Linked DNA regions of Homo sapiens: region 1 is linked to region 2. A link is an interaction called in ENCODE POLR2A ChIA-PET data of the cell type or tissue named here. Cell type or tissue: PC-9. All regions are shown on one strand.

Region 1 (5,000 bases), 180 kb after region 2:
TAAAAATTAGCCAGGTGTAGTGGCACATGCCTGTAGTCCCAGCTACTCAGGAAGCTGAGGCTGGAGGATCACTTGAGCCCAGGAGTTCAAGGCTGCAGTGAGCTATAATTGCACCATTGCACTCCAGCCTAGGTGACACAGTGAGACCCTGTTTCTAAAATAAATAATAAATAAATTAAAACATTTAAAAATACATGATGTTTAATTATTAGAGGACTCAATTTTATATCTATGTATACAATAATTTTTAAGTTTCTTAATATTGGACTTTTAGTACCTTTTTAAAAATACTATTTTTAAAAAAATCTGTATTTCTAACTTTTTATAACAAGGAACCTTTGGCTTTGAGATGACTGGGGAATCCATTCTTTCCTATAGTATCCATGTCCAATGGACTTAAAGTATTAATCAATGTGTTTATGTTTTGTTATTTTTCTGGCATTACAAAAAATTCTAAATATATTGTTACCGCCTGTATAAATATCAGCTTTTGAGAGAAGGACATTGTGTAGAAATAATGAAACACTGCAACTTGTATTTGTATTATTCTTTTTTTTTTTTTTTTTTTTGAGATGGAGTCTCGCCCTGTCACCCAGGCTGGAGTGCAATGGTGCGATCTCTGCTCACTGCAAGCTCCGCCTCCCAGGTTCACACCATTCTCCTGCCTCAGCCTCCTGAGTAGCTGGGACTACAGGTGCCCGCCACCGCGCCGGGCTAATTTTTTGTATTTTTAGTAGAGACGGGGTTTCACCATGGTCTCGATCTCCTGACCTCATGATCTGCCCGCCTCAGCCTCCCAATGCACTGGGATTACAGGCATTATATTATTCTTTAAATTCACATGAGAATTTAGTATGGCTTCAAAAAATACCATAAGTTAAAATATCACCAAGACTCTGTTCAGACAAAAGTATCAGAAAAGTGAGCCAGGCACTCACATAGTTTATAGTTTATAAAAGTGAGACAGGCATGATCTCTTAACCTCACTATAGTCCTGTGAATAAGGTTTATTTACATTTCATTTTACCTGCCAGGATTATTGTAAAAACGCCAAGCACATTGCCTACACAAACTAAATATTCAGTCAATGGCTGCTATTTTCATGAGTTCGTTTTAACATATATTTATTGTCCTCTACTGGATTTAAGAAGTTATATTTATTATCATCTAAGATTTTAGCTATTCCTTCTCTTAAAAATAGATTTTATAATCAATGGCAGTAAGGGAGAGTAACTCGCAGTTCTCTGAATCTCAAGGGGTTCCTGGAAGCCTTCCTGAAGGTATAGTGAAATTTCAGCTTCACATTCCCATCCATGAGCTCCCTGCAAATATCCCGGTCTGCTCTCAGGACCCAGTGACTTACCTATGCAGAGGCTGTAGATAGCACCTGGAGCTTCCTGTGTGCCCTCCTCAAACTCAGCCAATGCCGTCATACAGTAGCAGGCAGGTGTCTTTGCTGGGTAGTTGGACTGGATGTCCCTGGGATTGCAGAACTGGAATGGGGAGTGACATCAGGAAACTATAATCATCAGGACAACATGGTTTGCCATAACTTTAAGTTTTAAGCGACCGCAGATTATGCGGAGAGAGATGCATGCCCACAGCCATGCTTCCCATGTAACTGGAGAGGGGTCTGAAGTTTGAAACAAGTGTTCCTAGGCACGGGTTACAGTGTTTGTTATCATCATACTTGATTTAGAATGGGGCACAACATGTGGATTCATGGTAACTGTTACAACCTTACTCATTTTAATACCTGAAAACATGCTTTCCCCATGCTGGGAATCGAAAGATTCTCCTAGGAAAAGAAAGGCTTGACAACATCGATTCAAAAAGGGCATGCATTTTCCTCATTTAAATAACTCTAATGTGCAAGTAGATCCCCTGACCTCAAGCTCAGAAGAGTCCAGGCCTTCACACCTTCTCTGCTTCTGCTCTGGGGCCAGCTATTGAGATTCCTGTGCCCACGCAATGCGCACATCCCACCCCTGGCCGCTGTCCACAAGAAATCCAGTTGCACCAAGCACCCCACTTTTTGCACCTCTCATTTATGTACTCCTAAGAGCCTCACCACAACTCCCTTCTAAAAACATGAGTTCCTGACTGGGAATTCGATGCTGCCCAGGCAGCTTTGCTCAGAGGGAGCAGCCTTCTAGAAATGTTTCAAGTAAACTTTCAAGTATAACTAAATTCAAAAAAAACACATACACACACACACACACACACAAGTCAAAGGTGTGTAATTTGGCCAATATCACAAACCAATTAGCCCTTTGTAAGTGGCACCCAGATCAGGACAGCTGACCATACCAGCACCCTAGAAGCACCCCGTGCTGCCTCCTGGGACAGGGCTACCACCATCCTAAGGCCAGCACGATGGGCCAGCTTTGCCTGCTGTTGAATTTTGCTTACATAGAATCCTCCAGTAGGTACTCCTTTGGGTCAGGTTCTTTCACTCAACATTATGTGTTGATATTTTTCCATGCTGTGCTGCAAAATTGTATTTCTTGCATTCCATAACTGGGCAGTTCCATCATAGGAGAATACCACACTGCGTTCGTCCATTCTACCGCCAATGGACATATGGGTTCTTTCTCTTTTCTTGCAGTTACAAGTTTATGAATATTGTCCCACGTGTCCCTGGTGAACTTTTGTTTGCATTTCTGTTGGGTACCTCAGAGTGGCGTTGCTGGGTCAGAGGGTACTGGTCGCTTTAGTAGCTTTGAAAGATATTGCCAAAACATTTTCCAGCGCAGTTATAGCAAATTATACACCACCAGCAGTAGAAAACATCTCCTAATTGCTCACAGTAAACCCCCAAAGATTGCCACATACATCTTCCATATCAATTACTTAACTATTCAGCAAATTTGAAGGGAAATATATTTAATCTTTTTATTCAAATAGTTTATAAAGTGGAATAGAGATGTGGGTAAAAGTTGTCTTGCCACCTTTTTAGATCGGTAAAAGTTTGTTGAATGCAGGCAAGAAAAGATGAGAAATAATGGTACCCAATGAAAGACATAGCAGTCTACAAGGAGGGGCATTTCCCGGGGTGGGGGGGACCCACACTCTGTAACTCCCACATTCAATTAGCATGTTATAGGTAAGCTGCAGAAAACGAGGCAGCTTGTCAAAGAGGAACGGCTCTTGGCCATGGTTGCTGCCCTAGGAGGATATTTGATACTAGCAGAGCTGGGGCAACCCTGGAGGAAACCACCTGGAATGATGGGAGAACTCCTCCAGGGAACATGGCCCTTTAATAGATCTCTGTTATAAAAAATAATCCCAAAGCAGCCACCAGGGCATACTGCTGCGATCAAGTCCTAGGCGGTATTCCCTTCTGCGCCATAGACCCTGTGCAGAGTGCCCTCAACGAAGGAGCAAGGAAGACCAAGTCTCCCGAGGGTTTGCATATGTGTATGTGATTCTGCAGTCATGGTGAATGACACAGTCAGGGCTGCGGAAAAGCATTGGTAAAGTGTATATTTGAGGCTTCAGAAGTTTGAAAAGGCTAGATTTCCTAGGCCAAAACACTGAAAATTTGCAATTAGAACTTCAGTGCTGATGCTGGGAAGACTGGAGTTAGTTTGAGACATGCACCTGTGCAGAACTGGGCCCCCAGAAAAGGAGAAGGAAGGGAATCCAGACCAGAGTAGGGCCTGACACCACTCAGACTCGGCGTGTCTATAAATTAGAATTGCGTTACAATTACACTTTGACATTTTAGTGGTTTTTAAAGTGCCCAGCACAAGTTAATTTTTCATTAATGAATCCTTTATTCATAAAATGCTTAGATGGAGATTACCCTTTTGAGCATTTTGCCAGTGCTTCTGAAATTAATGGGGACCTCCTGTTGGAGGACACAGTCTGTTGCAATAGGTGACCACTGCTCTGAATCTATGTCACCTCTCCAGGACCACGGGCACAACCATCACCTGAGGCATGTTGGAGATGCAGATGGTCAGGCCCTCCTAGAATCTCAGAATCTGCATTTTAGCAAAGTCCTGGGTAATTCCTATGTCCATTGGAGTTTGAGAAGCACTGGTAATCTCAAATACTTTAAAAGATTACTAGAGTAAGATAGGCTCAGTAGGTACCTGAAGGCACCATCCCAAAGACCAGAGTGGTAGAAGCAGGTGGACCAGCCTCTGAACACATTTCTCCCCCACTCCCCGGCTGTGTGGAAGGTTGCCACCTTTGGGGTAGTCATTCAACAAACACGTGTCAACTGTCCACTATGTGTCAGGCCACCACTGGGCACTGGCTGTGGCTAGCTGGATAGACACCATTTCTGCCCTCCAGAAATGTCATGTCCACTGGCACATGACAAGTCACTAAGTCATTCAGAGCCATGGGTGACAGCTCCAGGGGCCGACAAAGGAGCTGTGATCTCACAGATCCACAGAGAAGTGTCCCAGGGCGGGCGGGAACCAGGACTGCACAGGGAGGGGTGAAGTGACACATAAGAAGTCAGCCCATCAGCCTGAAATGCTCCCCCAAATCTTCCCATTCAGTGTTTTCTCAGTAGCAAACTCGTGGGAAAATTGGTTATTTTACTTAAAAAACTCATACTAGAAAGCTAGTTTAACTTTAAAAATAAATTTTAAAAACATTTTTATTAACAAATCCTACCTTTCCTCCAAAGTCAAGGAGAAAAGAATAGAAGTGAACAATGGACCAAGTAAGCCTAAAACTCTGCTCTTTCCCCTGCTCATTTTACAGTTCAAGTGCCATTCAATTTATCCTGGCAAGAAGAGGAAGGCATCATCAAGACCTTAATTTTCTAATACATCTGATCTGAGAAGAATGTGAAAGCTATAAAATTAATTTTTGATCAATAACTACAGGCCTTTTGAGAGAGTGCCCTCCTAATGAATTGAGTACCTATTTCTCCATACACAGTGTCTATCATGACCTACAAACCCTTTTCCCATGAGGTGTAACAGAGAGAGATTACAGCCTTGGAACTGGATGTCAGACTCTCCTGGTTTAAGACA
Region 2 (5,000 bases):
TAAGACCACTTTAACATATGCAAATAAATCAATGTCGTACATCATATCAATAGAATGAAGGACAAAAACCATGTGATCATTTTAATTGGTGCTGCAATTGACAAAATTCAACACCCTTTCATGATAAAAATCCTTAAAAAACAGGCATAGAAGGAACATACCTTAACATAATGAAAGACATATATGACAGACCCACAGCTAGTATCACACTGAATGAGGAAAAACTGAAAGCCTTTCCTTTAAGATCTGGAACACAACAGCAATGCCACTTTCACCACTGTTATCCAACATAGTACTGGAAGTGCTAGCTAGAGCAATCAGACAAGAGAAGGACATAAAGGGCATCCAAATTGGAAAGGAAGAAGTCAAATTATCCTAGTTTGCAGATGATATGAGCTGATATCATCTGCAAAGACTCCAAAGAAAGTATAGAACTGATAAACAAATTCAGAAAAGTTGCAGAGTTGGAAAAAAAAAAAGACATTAGAACTGATACCACAGAAATTAACATGCAAAAATCAGTAGCATTTCTATATTCCAAAAGTGAACATTCTGGAAAAGAAATCAAAAAAGTAACTCCATTTACAATAACCACAAATAAAATTAAATACCTAGGAATCAAAAAGAAGTGAAAGATTTCTACAATGAAACTATAAAATACTGATGAAAGAAATTGAAGAGGACACAAAAAAGTGTAAAAGTATTTCACGTTCATGGATTGGAAGAATCAACATTGTTAAAATGTCTATACTACTCAAAGCAATCTACAAATTCAATGCCATCCCTATAAAAATACCAGACATTCTTCACAGAAATAGAGCAATCTTAAAATTTACATAGAACCACAAAACATCCAGAATAGCCAAAGCAAAAAGAGGAAAACTGGAGGAATCACATCACCTGACTTCAAATTATACTACAAAGCTACAGTAACCAAAACAGCATGGTACTGGAATAAAAACAGAAGCATGAATCAATGGAACAGAACAGATAACCCAGAAACAAATCCACACATCTCAAGTGAACTCATTTTTGACAACGGTGCCAAGAACATACAATGGGGAAAGGACAGTCTCTTCAATACATGGTGCTGGGAAAACTGGATATCCAAATGCAGAAGAATGAAACTTGACTCATATCTCTAACCATATACAAAAAAATCAAATCAAAATGGATGAAAGACTTCAATCTAAGACCTCAAACTATGAAATTACTTCAAGAAAACATTGAAGAAATTCTCCAGGATATTGGCCTGGGCAAAAATTTCTTGAGTAATATCCTACAAGCACAGACAACTAAAGCGAAAATGAACAGATGGGATCACATCAAGTTTAAAAGCTTCTGCACAGCAAAGGAAATGTCAATAAAGTGAAGAGACAACCCACGGAAGGGGAGGAAATATTTGCAAACTACCCATCTGACAAGGAGTTTATAACCAGAATATATAAGGAGCTCAAACAACCCCATAGGGAAAAAATAATAATCTGATTTAAAAATAGGCAAAAGATCTGAACAGATATTCCTTAAAAGAAGACATGTAAATGGAAGCAGGCACATGAAAAGGAGATGAACATCATTGATCAACAGAGAAATGCAAATCAAAACCACAATGAGATATCATCTCACTCCAGTTAAAATGGCTTTAATCCAAAAGATGGGCAATAACAAATGCTCATGAGGATGTGGAAAAAGGGAATCCTCATACACTGTTGATGAGAATGTAAATTATTACAGTCACTGTGGAGAACAGTTTGGAGGTTCCTCAAAATACTCAAAATAGAGCCACCATATAACCCAGCAATCTCACTGCTTGGTATATACCCAAAAGAAAGGAAATCAGTGTATGGAAGAGATATCTGCACTTCCGTGTTCATTGCAGCACTGTTCACAATAGCTGAGATTTGAAAGCAACCTAAGTGTCCATCAACAGACAAATGGATAAAGAAAATATGGTACATATACGCAATGGGGTACTATGCAGACATAAAAAGAATGAGATCTTGTCATTTACAACGGCATAGGTGGAACTGGAGGTCATTATGTTAGGTGAAATAAGTCAGACTTGGAAAGTCAAATTTCGCATGTTCTCATTTATTTGTGGGTGCTAAATATCAAAGCAATTGAACTCATGCAGATAGAGAGTAGAAGGATGATTACCAGAGGCTAGGAAGGGTAGTGGGGGGGTGAAGGAGGGAAGTGAGGATGGTTAATAGGTACAAAACATACATATACATACATACATACATACATACATACATACATACATACATACATACATATATATATAATTAGAATGAATAAGACAGAATTTGATAGCTCAACAGGGTGACTATAGTCAATAATACTTTAATTGTACATTAAAAATTAACTTAGGTCAGCGCGAGGGAGCCCGGGTGGCCGCCATTACTGAGCCTGGCGCTGCGGCTGGCGCTGGGAGAGCGGGGAGGGACGGGGCCGCAGCTGGTGGCAGAGAGGGAGGGAGGGTGGGTGAGCAGGCTGCGGGGGCCGTGGGGCTCAGGGTTTCCGGGCGTGTGTGTCGGGGAGGGCGGAGGGAGGTGCCTGAAGGGACGCGCCGCTCGGTGAGCGCGCCGGGGGAGAGGCGAGCAGAGAGTGGAGGAGGAGGCGGCGGCGGGAGCGCTACCCAGGAATGTTGCTGCCGCAGCCACAGCCAGGGCCGCTGTGGTTGAGGAGGAGACAGAGGAGACCGACGTTGTTAGGAAAATGATCTCTATGATCTTGAAGATGTTTCTGCACAGAAATGAGGGAAATACAAAGAACCAAATACAGTTCTGAAACTTGGGATCTGTATTTTCAGATGATTTTATTTTCAGAATGAGAAGCATATCTGGTTTCATATCTACATTTATGAATGTAGAGGCATGAGAAGAGAGTTATGATGGCAAAAAACAAAGAGCCTTGTCCCCCATCCTATACTATCAGTGTAGTTGGACTCTCTGGGACTGAAAAAGACAAAGGTAACTGTGGAGTTGGAAAGTCTTGTTTGTGCAATAGATTTGCACGCTCAAAAGCAGATAAATATTATCCAGAGCATACTTCTGTGCTTAGCACCATTGACTTTGGAGGACGAGTCGTAAACAGTGATCACTTTTTGTACTACTGGGGTGACATAACACAAAATGGTGAAGTTGGAGTAGAATGCAAAATTCATGTCATTTAACAGTTCATTGATGACCAGACATTCTTGCCTCATCGGAGTATGAATTTGCAACCATATATAAAACGTGCAGCTGCATCTAGATTGCAGTCAGCAGAAAAACTAATGTACATTTGCACTGATCAACTAGGCTTAGAACAAGACTTTGAACAGAAGCAAATGCCTGAAGGGAAGCTCAATGTAGATGGATTTTTATTATGCATTGATGTAAGTCAGGGATGCAATAGGAAATTTGATGATCAACTTAAATTTGTGAATAACCTTTTTGTCCAGTTATCAAAATCAAAAATACCTGTAATAATAGCGGCAACTAAATGTGATGAATGCGTGGATCATTATCTTAGAGAAGTTCAGGCATTTGCTTCAAACAAAAAGAAGCTTCTTGTAGTGGAAACATCAGCAGGATTTAATGTCAACATTGAAACGTGTTTCACTGCACTGGTACAAATGTTGGATAAAACTCGTAGCAAGCCTAAAATTATTCCCTATTTGGATGCTTATAAAACACAGAGACAACTTGTCACAGCAACAGATAAGTTTGAAAACTTGTGCAGACCGTGAGAGATTATCATGCAACTTGGAAAACTGTTAGTAATAAATTTAAAAAATCATCCTGATTATGAAGAATACATCAACTTAGAGGGAACAAGAAAGGCCAGAAATACATTCTCAAAACATATACAACAACTTAAACAGGAACCTATAAGAAAAAGGAGAGAAGAGTATATAAATACTTTACCAAGAAGAGTTTTTAACACTCTTGCCAAGTCTAGAAGAGATTGAACATTTGAATTGGTCAGAAGCTTTGAAGTTAATGGAAAAGAGAATAGATTTCCAGTTATGTTTTGTGGTGCTAGAAAAAACACCTTGGGATGAAACTGACCATATAGACAAAATTAATGACAGGCAGATTCCATTTGACCTCCTGAGCACTTTAGAAGCTGAAAAAGTCTGTCAGAACCATGTACAACATCCAATATCCGAGAAGAGGAGGGTAGAAATGAAGGAAAAATTCAAAAAGACTTTGGAAAAAATTCAAGTCATTTCACCTGGACAGCCATGGGAGGAAGTTATGTGCTTTGTTATGGAGGATGAAGCCTTCAAGTATATCACTGAGGCTGATAGCAAAGAGGCATATGGTAGGCATCAGTGATAAATAGTTGAAAATCCAAAGAAAAGTTTCAAGAAATGCTTTTTGAGCATTCTGAACTTTTTTATGATTTAGATCTTAATGCAACACCTAGTTCAGATAAAATGAGTGAAATTCATACAGTTCTGAGTGAAGAACCTAGATATAAAGCTTTACAGAAACTTGCACCTGATAGGGACTCTCTTCTACTTAAGCATATAGGATTTGTTTATCATCCCACTAAAGAAACGTGTCTTAGTGACCAAAATTGTACAGACATTAAAGTGGAGCAGTTACTTGCTAGCAGTCTTTTACAGTTGGATCACGGCTGCTTAAGATTATATCACGATAGTACCAATATAGATAAAATTAACCTTTTTATTTTAGGGAAGGTTGGCCTTGCCCAAGAACTAGCAAATGAGATAAGGACACAATCCACTGATGATGAGTATGCCTTAGATGGAAAATTTATGAACTTGATCTTCGGCCAGTTCGCCTTACCTTTTGAGTCAGTTATGGACTGCTGCCTTTAAACCACATCGGTGCTTCTGTGTATTTAATTCCATTAAGTCATTGAGTTTTATTGGGGGAATTTATTGGGAAAATAAGAACTGAAGCTTCTCAGATCAGAAAAGATAAATACTTGGCTAATCTTCCATTTACATTAATTCTGGCTAATCAGAGAGATTCCATTAG

Evidence for each region. Peaks named below come from ENCODE experiments on the same cell type or tissue, not always from the same donor. Only the 100,000 strongest peaks of a DNase experiment are listed, where the experiment ranks them.
Region 1: POLR2A ChIA-PET joins it to region 2 with 7 read pairs; 2 of 35 experiments call an interaction of 5 or more read pairs at or near these places.

What each region holds. Positions count from the first base shown.
Region 1 is chr7:55,114,331-55,119,330 of GRCh38, forward strand. The region is part of intron 1 of EGFR (epidermal growth factor receptor); the gene reads left to right. Among named protein-coding and RNA genes, the nearest start is that of EGFR-AS1, 72 kb to the right of the region's middle. In PC-9, no CTCF peak of the experiment used is centred here; no DNase peak of the experiment used is centred here; H3K27ac peaks cover 1,260 bases.
Region 2 is chr7:54,930,806-54,935,805 of GRCh38, forward strand. It overlaps the pseudogene LOC643168. Among named protein-coding and RNA genes, the nearest start is that of EGFR, 86 kb to the right of the region's middle. In PC-9, no CTCF peak of the experiment used is centred here; a DNase peak (open chromatin) is centred at 2,576; H3K4me3 peaks cover 1,800 bases.